Regions from separate parts of the Homo sapiens genome. Here region 1 is linked to region 2. A link is a loop called in an ENCODE intact Hi-C map of the cell type or tissue named here. Cell type or tissue: GM12878. All regions are shown on one strand. Links, peaks and the distances in the headings refer to the core of each region. The heading gives the core; the rest is flanking DNA. Region 1 has its middle 3.7 kb from the start of CLEC4E. Region 2 has its middle 16 kb from the start of RIMKLB.

Region 1 (5,386 bases), core at 136-5,135, 140 kb after region 2:
CAAATGGCATGAAATACTTAGCACTGAGATCTTTGTTTCTAATACTAGTCTCCAAAAAGATACCAGAGATCCTTGACAAAATGGATGATTCTAGGACTGGAACAGAACATATATGAGAAGAGACTGAAGCATCTTATAGTGGCAGAAAGTAAGAAAATGCTCAAATGCAATGATGGGCATATGTCAAAGGGACACAGAAGCCAATCAAAAGAGCTCCCAGTCCAAAGCTGGAACAACTTGAACAACAAAATAAATAATGTAGCATTGGATTACAAACCAACTGTAAAACAAATATCCATGAGTCTATACTGATGTCAATAAATGAATAAATGAGTAAATGTGGGAAAATAGACAAATCTCCTTTCTCATACAGAAGAATTCCAAATAATTTGTGTAGCTATTTCACTTTTAAGGAAGTAGAGCATAACTCCCCACACCCTAAATATGAGCCATGTATAGTGACTTCCTGCTAAAGAGCACAATTTAAAAAGAGAGACAAGAGTGAGGAAACCTGACAGATACTGCCTCAGTCGAGTGTTCAAGGTTCACATTAACCATGATGTCGTATTGATAGTAGGTACCCTTGATACTCTGCGATGAGAATGGCACTTGCTTTTGTGGTCTTCCTTCCCAAACCCATAAACCTAGCCTAATCATGAAAAACCATCAGACCAACCCCAATCGAGGAACATTTTACAAAATACCTGACCCAACCAGTACTCCTGAAAACTGTCAAAGTCATCAGAAACAAGGAAAGTCTGGGAAACTGTCATAGCCAAGGATCCTGGATGGAATCCTGGAACAGAAAAAAAAATAGGCAAAAACTAAGAAAATTTGAATAAAGGACTTTAGTTAATAATAATACACCAATGCTAGTTCACTAATTATGACAAATGTGCCATATTAAAGTAAGATGTTAATAATTGGGAAACTGGATGTGGGCCATATAGGGACTTTCTGTACAGTGTATTATAGTGACAATTTTTCTATGTATCTGAAACTATTCCAAAATTTAAAATGTAGTTTAAAAGTTATTTCTAATATTTTTTAAGTGGCGTGAAAGGGGAGGAGATAGATGGGGGAAGTACTAAAATGTTAATGGATCACTGTGAGAGATTAGGTTGTTCGGCTGTCCCACCAGCTCCTCAAACTTTAAGAGGTTACACAACAGACTTGTTCAATTTGTCCTAACCTGAATTTTAAAATCTGATGATTACACACACACACACATGCTCTCTCTATATATGTATATGTGTGTATATATATGTATGTATGTATATATATACATACATAATCTCTTCAGAGTCAGTGCAGACTAAAACAGTACAAAGTAAAGGAGAGGATTATGAGGAAGGTGAGTGACATGTGGTCCAATGTCTCTTGGCACAATCCCCAGCAGAAGACATAAGGCCATACGCATCAGTATGAGTAAAATGGTAAGGGATGATGAAGAAACATTATTGGATTGCTGGACATTGGTACTTAATCTACTGTCACACCTAAACCTGCCAATGAAAAGTGAAAGGGAAATATAATTAAATACAGAAAACTTGCAGGTGATAGTATGGCCAGAAGTAGATACAATCATCCCTTGGTATCAGTGGGGGATTGGTTTGAGGACCCTGCTTTGAATACCAAAACCTGTGGATTCTCAAGTCCCTCATATTAGTACGGTATTTATGAATGAAATTAATGTATGATTTTGTCTCAGTCCAACTAGAATATATTTTAAAAATGAGCATGATGTCTGAATGGCGGACTCTTTCCTTACCCAAACCATTGGAAAAGACTGCCAATCTTCTCTTCATCCTGTTTTTAATTGGACCTGCTAGATGGGAACCCTTAGAATTGCTTAAGCACATTCAAATGATTATTTTAAAACAATATAGGATGGGGGGTTCAGTTTTAATTAAGAATAGGCTGGAGGAAGAATTTCAGCTTTAATTAAGAATAAGTTAGACACAGTCATGTTAATGCCCACAGATTCCCTGTTTAATAATCCAGTATGGCCTAGAAGAAAACTTGGTGGATCCTGGAGATGAATTGTATGTTAGAGAGGACTGAATAAAATCATGCTTCCAACAGCATCAGCTGTACCCAAGATGGCATCACAATTCAAGCTTTGCTAAAAGCTAAAAGACAGTAATATTCTGTTATCTATTTGCCTAAAACCTTATTTTCTATCTCTATTTAGGGAGAAAATCAAAGCTAATACACATTCATGTGGGATGGATTCCAGTATACATTTGCTATGTTCCCATAAGGTTATTTAAATTCTCCTTTTTATCACGGCACTTGGCAAGAAGATACTTAGATGTGATCAATTAGAAAGTAATATTATTAACTGCATTAATGTCATATTAACTCAATTTGAAGATCTAGCAAAGATTGAATTACTGTATAATGCTTGTTAATCATATGAGGCTGATTAACCCAACTAAAGAACAGGGTCCAGGGGAAATGGTAAAATTCTTAGGCATCACCTGGACAGGGGAGATGAGAGGCATCCCTCAGACAACCAAAAATAAGTAATTGTCTCTGCCAGCTCCAAAATGAAAGCAAGAGGTGCAAAGATGTTGGCTTGTTAATGTGGTGGAGAAATGGCATACCCCTGTTAATAAAGTTATCAAGAAAAAAGCTAAATTTGACTGAAGTTTTGAGCAAGATAATACATTTGTATTTTTTTTTGTTTTATGTTTTTGGAAATTAAAAAGCCCTTGTAAAGCCCTGTGGGGCCCCACGAGTCCCAAACACAGACGATTTAAGAAGTTTCTGCAGCACACAGTCAAGCCATGCTGACTGGAGCCGCTGGCAAAAGCCTGTTACTGCCACCTAGTGGCTGCCTGTGGGATTTTTGTAATAAAAAGCTACCTGGCTGCAGCTTGAAGTAGCACCATTTAAAAGGAATTGCTAGCTTGTTACTGGGTTTTAGTTGAAACTGCTTTTTGTACTGAAGGACATAAAATTATTTGAAAACTCATAACATCCTATTTATATCATATCATCATTCCAACAAGAAATGAAATGCACAGAATTCCCTCCTTGAATAGAAAGGAGATACTCAAGAATGTGAAATGGGGTTACCCAATGCATGCACAGTCAGGTGGCTGACAGGTCACCATAAATTTGGTTCCCCTGAGGAGTTGGCTAAACCTATAGCTGAATAGGCCCCTCTCTCTGGTCAGCTGTCAAGGCAGCAGTGTGGCTTACAGATAGATGGCAGTTCAAGGGTAAAGGGCTGGCCGTCAACCTGGGAAGCAGCAGCCCTGGGATCAGTTAGTGATTGCATGTTAGATGAAAAGACAAAAAATAAATCTGCCCCAAGGCTAAAATTGAGTGATGTTTCTCTTGGCATCAAAGAAAAGTAGATACTAACAATACTCGTATGGCATAGATGTTTACAGCTTTTACTGATTCTTTTTCAGTTGCCTGAAATATTGACAGGCAATATAGTTTAGAAAAGGGACTTAGACGATAAGTTCCTGGATGATATTTAAAAAGGGAAATCAAAGAATCTATTGCTGAACAACAGGTGCTGGAGAGGATGTGGAGAAATAGGAATGCTTTTACACTGTTGGTGGGACGTAAACTAGTTCAACCATTGTGGAAGTCAGTGTGGAGATTCCTCAGGGATCTAGAACTAGAAATACAATTTGACCCAGCCACCCCATTACTGGGTATATACCCAAAGGATTATAAATCATGCTGCTATAAAGACACATGCACACGTATGTTTATTGTGGCACTATTCACAATAGCAAAGACTTGGAACCAACCCAAATGTCCATCAATGATAGACTGGATTAAGAAAATGTGGCACATATACACCATGGAATACTATGCAGCCATAAAAAATGATGAGTTCATGTCCTTTGTAGGCACATGGATGAAGCTGGAAACCATCATTCTCAGCAAACTATCGCAAGAACAAAAAACCAAACACCGCATGTTCTCACTCATAGGTGGGAATTGAACAATGAGAACACTTGGACCCAGGAAGGGGAACATCACACTCTGGGGACTGTTGTGGGGTGGGGGGAGGGGGGAGGGATAGCATTAGGAGATATACCTAATGCTAAATGACGAGTTAATGGGTGCAGCACACCAGCATGGCACATGTATGCATATGTAACAAACCTGCACGTTGTGCACACGTACCCTAAAGCTTAAAGTGTAATAAAAGATAAATAAAAATAAATAAAAATTAATCCCCCCCCCCAAAAAAGAAATCATTAAGCATGGTCAACTTTAGAAGAATGCACTAAGGATAGTTAAGAAGGCTTTTACTTGTCACATGCTTTTCATAGTATTAATCATAAAACATATTACTCGTATAATTTGGGGAAAATCAATGAAACAAAAGATATAAAAACATTTTGGCTGGAAAAAATATTAATTTATTGATTTCTGTTTAATTGTATATTGATAAAAATTAACATACAATTGTTTAGTAATATTGATGGTTGCTGGTTGATTGTAATTAATAAAAGATGGACTGTGGTAATTATGTTCATCATTTTATAATTCATATAGCTCATCCACTAGATAGTTTCTCTTTTTTTACTGATCAAAAGCTATTTGCTGAGAATACACATATTAAATATGGGTATATTCTATAATATACACATATATAATTTAAAGATATTTTTAAAATTGTATTACTATAAAACAGAGAATGCAGAGAAAATTGACCAGTACCTTGAAATAATAAAAAGTCCCTTTGAGAACAAGAATATTTTCTCACACATGGAAAATTCGTGAGTCACTGGATGTGGGGATTTACCAAGTCATGTACATCATACTTATGCCTCCTGACTCGTGAACTTAAATAAACTGAGACCAGTGTGATCTTATTCTTAAGTATCTTTAAGTAAGGAGAAGGCACATATCTAACTATTCTTCCAGAGAAGCATTAATTCTTTTTTTTTTTTTTTTTTGAGACAGAGTCTCACTCTATCGCCCAGGCTGGAGTGCAGTGGTGCAATTTTGGCTCACTGCAACCTCTGCCTCCCAGGATCAAGCTATTCTCCTGTCTCAGCCTCTCAAGTATCTGGAATTACAGATGCGTGCCACCACACTTGGCTAATTTTTGTATTTTTAGTAGAGGTGGGGTTTCACCATGTTGGCCAGGCTGGTCTCAAACTCCTGACCTCAAATGATCCACCCACCTTGGCCTCCCAAAGTGTTGGAATTACAGGCATGAGCCACTGCTCCCGGCCCAGAGAACCATTAAATTCTAATATCTAATTGAAATTGCTTTTTCTGACCTTCAAATACATTTCTCCTACTGTAGGCTGTAACATAGAACTAAAATCCCCAAATAATTGAGAACAGGAGAATTAAACTGCCTGCTGGGTCTCTGAGACTTCAGAAGCTGCGTTATGTT
Region 2 (5,386 bases), core at 211-5,210:
AATCTACACAGTAGACACAGACCTTACACACTTCACAAAAATTTACTCAAAATGGATCACAGACCTATATGCAAAATGCAAAAGATACCACTCCTAAAAGATAACATAGGAGTAAATTTAGGCCGGGTGTGATGGCTCATGCCTGTAATCCCAACACTTTGGGAGGCGGGGGCGGGTGGATCACTGGAGCTCAGGAATTCCAGACCACCCTGGCCAACATAGTGAAAGCCCAGCTCTACTAAAAATACAAAAATTAGTTGGGTGTGGTGGCGTGTGCCTGTAGTCACAGTTACTCGGGAGGCTGAGGAAGGAGAATCGCTTGAACCGGGAGGCAGAGGTTGCAGTGAGCAGAGATGGTGCCACTGCACTCCAGCCTGGGTGGCAGAGCGAGACTCCATCTAAAAAAAAAAAAGAGAAAATTTAGATGACCTTCAGTATGGCAATAACTTTTTAGATACGACACCAAAGGCATAATCCTTTGAAAGAACTTAGAGATAATTGAGAACTCAAATTCATAATTTGACTTCATCAAAATTACAAACATTGGTGGGGCGCAGTGGCTCAAGCCTATAATCCCAGCACTTTGGGAAGCCGAGGGGGGTGGTTCACTTGAGGTCAGGAGTTTGAGACCAGCCTGGCCAACATGGTGAAACTCCACCTCTACTAAAAATACAAAAATTAGCTGGGTGTGGTGGCAGGCGCCTTTAAGTTCAGCTACTTGGGAAGCTGAGGCAGGAGAATTGCTTGAACCCGGGAGGTGGAGGTAGCAGTGAGCCGAGATCGTGCCACCACACTCTAGCCTGGGCGGCAGGAGCGAGACTCTGTCTCAAACAAACAAACAAAAAACCAAAATTACAAGCATCTACTTTGCTAAAGAGAATGTCAAGAGAATGAGAAGACAAGCCAGACCGGGAACAAATATTTGCAAAAGACACTTCTGGAAAAGGCATATTATTTAAAATAATACAAGAACAATTAAAAACAACAATTTAACCTAAATTTTTAAAATGGGCAAAATATCTGAACAGAAACCACATCAAAGATATACAGATGGCAAATGGGCATATGGAAAGGTGCTGCACATTATATGTTATTGGGGGCATAAAAATTAAAACATAAGATACCACTATGCCCCTATTAGATTGGCCAAAATTCAGAACACGGACACCACCAAATGCTGGGGAGGCTGTGAAGCAACAGAAACTCCATTCATTGCTGGTAGAACATAAAATGGGACAGCCACTTTGGAAGACAGATTGGTGGTTTCTTACAAAACTAAACATACTCTTACCATATGATCCAGCAATCATACTCCTTGGTATTCATCCATAGGAGAGGAAACTTAGTGCCCACACAAAAACCTGCACATGAATGTTTATAGCAGCTTTATTCATAATTGCCAAAACTTGTGGGCAATCAAGACGTCCTTCAGTAGATGAAGGAATAAATAAACTGTGGTATATTCAGACAATGGGATATTAATCAGCAATAAAAAGAAATGACCTATCAGGCCTCCAAAAGACATGGAGGAACCTTAAGAGCATATTACTAAGTGGAAGAAGTCAATCTGAAAAGTCCACATACTGTATGATTCTAACTATATGACATTCAGGAAAAACCCAAAACTATGGAGATGTTAAAAAGATCAGTAGTTGCAGGCCGGGCGCGGTAGCTCACGCCTATAATCCCAGCACTTTGGGAGGCTGAGGCCGGCGGATCACCTGAGGTCAGAGTAAGACACCAGCCTGACCAACATGGAGAAACCTCGTTTCTTTTTTTTTTTTTTTTTAATTTATTTATTTTTATTTTTATTTTTTTTTGAGGCGGAATCTCGCTCCCTCCCCCCCGGCGGGGCTGCAGTGGCGCGATCTCGGCTCACTGCCAGCTCCGCCTCCCGGGTTCACGCCGTTCTCCTGCCTCAGCCTCCCGAGTAGCTGGGACTACAGGCGCCCGCCACCACGCCCGGCTAATTTTTGGTGTTCTTAGTAGAGTCAGGGTTTCACCGTGTTAGCCAGGATGGTCTCGATCTCCTGACCTCGTTATCCGCCCGCCTCGGCCTCCCAAAGTGCTGGGATTACAGGCGTGAGCCACCGCACCCGGCCATTTCCCAGTAAATTCTTGACTCCTTGACTGACTCATCATTTTAAAATATCAGTACTCAACGCAGTGCCTGGCATTGAGAAGGAAACCGACTATAAATGAAGTACAGGTCTTAGTTATTAGGAGCCTTTCATCCTGTCAGGCATAGTTCAATATTCTTGCTACATGAACTATATTAGCAACCAACGGGAAGTGTAAACCCCTTGGAAAGAAAAGCAGTTCGACGACAAGACTCTGGAGGTTATTTGTTGCCCTCTCGTGTCCCGATTTAGGAACTACATGTTCTTCCCTCCACTTTGAAGAATTCTGATTCCTTTAATTTTATGTGTTTTTTAATGCATGTATTGTAAGAAATACACTTGTTTCTTTACACCCTCACACAGAACACTTTTGACACCAGATGTGCGAGTTTTTTTCCCCACACTGACCTATTCTCCAACACCAGCTGGGTGTCCTACAATCCAACTCAATACTGACACTATCTACCTGCAGTCAATGTCAGATCCCACAAGTTTAGAGCTGAGTCCCACAAGACTGCTCCCACCCAGATGCCAGTTGAAAGTCCCGGTACTTCCGACTGACCAGCTATAAATTTGGGGGTTCCCATGACCTTCTCCTTGAGTTCCATCATTTGCTAGAATGCCTCACAGAATTCAGGAAAACATATTACTTACCAGTTGATTATGGAAGATGAACAGCCAGGTAAAGAGGTCTGCAAGAGTCCTGAGCACAGACAGGGGCTTCTGTCCCTGAGTTAGAGTACACCACCCTCCTAGCAGGTGGAAGCAGCCCACGAATCCATAAACCCGGAAGCTCATCAAGACCCACTGTTCATGAGTTTTTATAGAGCTTTATTTCCAGCCCCCTCTCCAGCCTGCTTCCCGAAGGTCAGTGGGTGGGGCTGATAGTTCCAGTCCTCTTATCCCTTGGTCTTTACGTGAGCAGTTTCATCCGGAATAGGAGCCACACCTTACGTCATGCATTAACGTAGCACAAGTTCAGGTGTGACTGATGGTTACGCAACATCAGGGGCTTGTTGTGAATAACAAAAGACACTCTTATCACTCAGGAAATTCCAAGGATTTTAAGATCTCTGTGACAGGAACCAGGCCCAAAGACCAAATGTATTTCTTATTATACCACACTTATTCAACATATTTTTTTTTTGTACAATTGTTTGTTTACATTGGCAGCAGCCCTCAAAGCACTGGTATATGAAGACCAGAACCGCCAGACACAGTGGCTCATGTCTGTAATCCTAGTACTTTGGGAGGCGGAGGAGGGTGGATCGCTTGAGCTCAGGAATTTGAGACCAGCCTAAGAATGGTGTCCCTATGCTATGGTGAAACCCCATCTCTACAAAAATTAGCTGGGCGTGGTGGTATGGACCTATAGTCCCAGCTACTTGGGAGGCTGAGGTGGGAGGATCATTTGAGCCCAAGATTGTGCCACTGCACTTCTGCCTGGGTGACAAAGTGAGACCCTGTCTCAAAAAAAAAAAAAAGACCAGACCTGAAGAACAGCAGCTCTGACCCCAGGAACAAGGGGCTTGTAATACACAATGCTTCATTGTAAGTTTGTTTCCTTTAGATGGATCTTTTAGATGTAGCACACAAAACTTTTTAGAAGACCTTTCCGTAATAGATGAAGGTCAAGGTCACACATTAAAATCTGCCGTAATTGGCATTTTGCTGGGAATGAGAGTCCCTGGCTGTCTCAGGAAGATCTCTAGCGACGCTTTTCATCTTAACTGAATGAGGCAGTGCCCTCTGCAGTCCAATAACTTCAATGCCTGAACCCAGACAGTATAGCGGTGTTACAGGAAAGGGGTCCCCATCCAAACCCCCGGAGAGGGTTTTTGGATCTCGCGCAAGAAAGAATTCAGGGCGAGTCCACAGTGCAAAGCAAAAGCAAGTTTATCAAGAAAGTAAAGGAATAAAAGAATGGCTACTCCAAAGACAGAGCAGCCCCGAGGGTGACTGGTTGCCCAATTTTATGGTTATTTCTTGATGCTATGCTAAATAAGGGGTGGCTGGCTGGGCGCGGTGGCTCACGCCTGTAATCCCAGCACTTTGGGAGGCTGAGGCAGGCGGATCACGAGGTCAGGAGATGGAGACCATCCTGGCTAACATGGTGAAACCCCGTCTCTACTAAAAATACAAAAAAAGATTAGCCGGGCGTGGTGGCGGGCGCCTGTAGTCCCCAGCTACTCGGGAGGCTGAGGCAGGAGAACGGCGTGAGCCTGGGAGGCGGAACTTGCAGTGAGCCGAGATCGCGCCACTGCGCTCCAGCGTGGGCATCAGAGTGAGACTGTCTCAAAAAAAAAAATAAGGCGTGGCTTATTTATGCCTTCCCTTTTTTTGACATATAGGGTAACTTCCTGATGTTGTTATGGCGTTTGTAAACTGTCATGGTGTTGGTGGGAGTGTAGCAGTGAGGAGTACCAGAGGTCACTCTCATGTCCATTTTGGTTTTGGTAGGTTTTGGCTGGCTTCTTTACTGCAACCTGTTTTATCAGCAAGGTCTTTATGACCTGTATTTTGTACTGACCTCCTGTCTCATCCTGTGACTTACAATGCCTTAACCATCTGGGAATGTAGACCCGTAGGTTTCAACCTCATTTACCCAGCTCCTATTCAAGATGGAGTTGCTCTGGTTCACATGCCTCTGACAGCAGGATGACTCGCAGGCTTCGCTCAGGCCTCACCTCATCTTTCACTAGTTGCTGTGAGAAGAAATCTTTTTCTTGGTTTTTAAATATGAATACAAGACCTTATTGTTCGTGGTCTAAAAGAGAATACATAGTAGATAAGAGGCCGTGCATCACTTGGACTGTGTGAAGAAGGCAAGGATTTGCTGTGCTACCTCTTGTCCAAAAAGCTGCTTGAGTTCTCAGATGGAATCATTACTCAGTTCCTGGGTACTTGGAAACTTCTGAAGCAAAAGGAAGGCTTTAACTTTTCCAACTCCTGGAATCTGCTGCACATTTCAAAGAAGGAATGGGCTGGGCGCACTGGCTCATGCCTGTAATCCCAGCACTTTGGGAGGCCCACACGGGCGGATTACTTGAAGTCAGGAGTTCAAGACCAGCCTGGCCAAAATGGTGAAACCCCATCTCTACTAAAAATACAAAAATTAGTCAGGCACGTGGTGGTGGTGGCGGGTGCCTGTAATCCCAGCTCCTCAGGAGGCTGAGGCAGGAGAATCACTTGAACCGAGAGGGGGAGGTTGCAGTGAGCCAAGATCATGCCACCACTGCACTCCAGCCTGGATGACAAAGTGAGAC

The links. A loop is a pair of places that touch in the nucleus more often than their neighbours do. Peaks named below come from ENCODE experiments on the same cell type or tissue, not always from the same donor. Only the 100,000 strongest peaks of a DNase experiment are listed, where the experiment ranks them.
Region 1: a loop joins it to region 2, with 2.6 times the contacts of the local background. A loop is called at or near these places in 10 of 110 quality-filtered maps.

What each region holds. Positions count from the first base shown.
Region 1 is chr12:8,541,865-8,547,250 of GRCh38, reverse strand. No RefSeq gene overlaps it. Among named protein-coding and RNA genes, the nearest start is that of CLEC4E, 3.7 kb to the right of the region's middle. In GM12878, for the core only: a CTCF peak has its summit at 2,823 (motif pointing left); a DNase peak (open chromatin) is centred at 2,830.
Region 2 is chr12:8,679,207-8,684,592 of GRCh38, reverse strand. It overlaps a transcript of RIMKLB not described here and the pseudogene LOC101060064. Among named protein-coding and RNA genes, the nearest start is that of RIMKLB, 16 kb to the left of the region's middle. In GM12878, for the core only: a CTCF peak has its summit at 2,360 (motif pointing left); no DNase peak of the experiment used is centred there.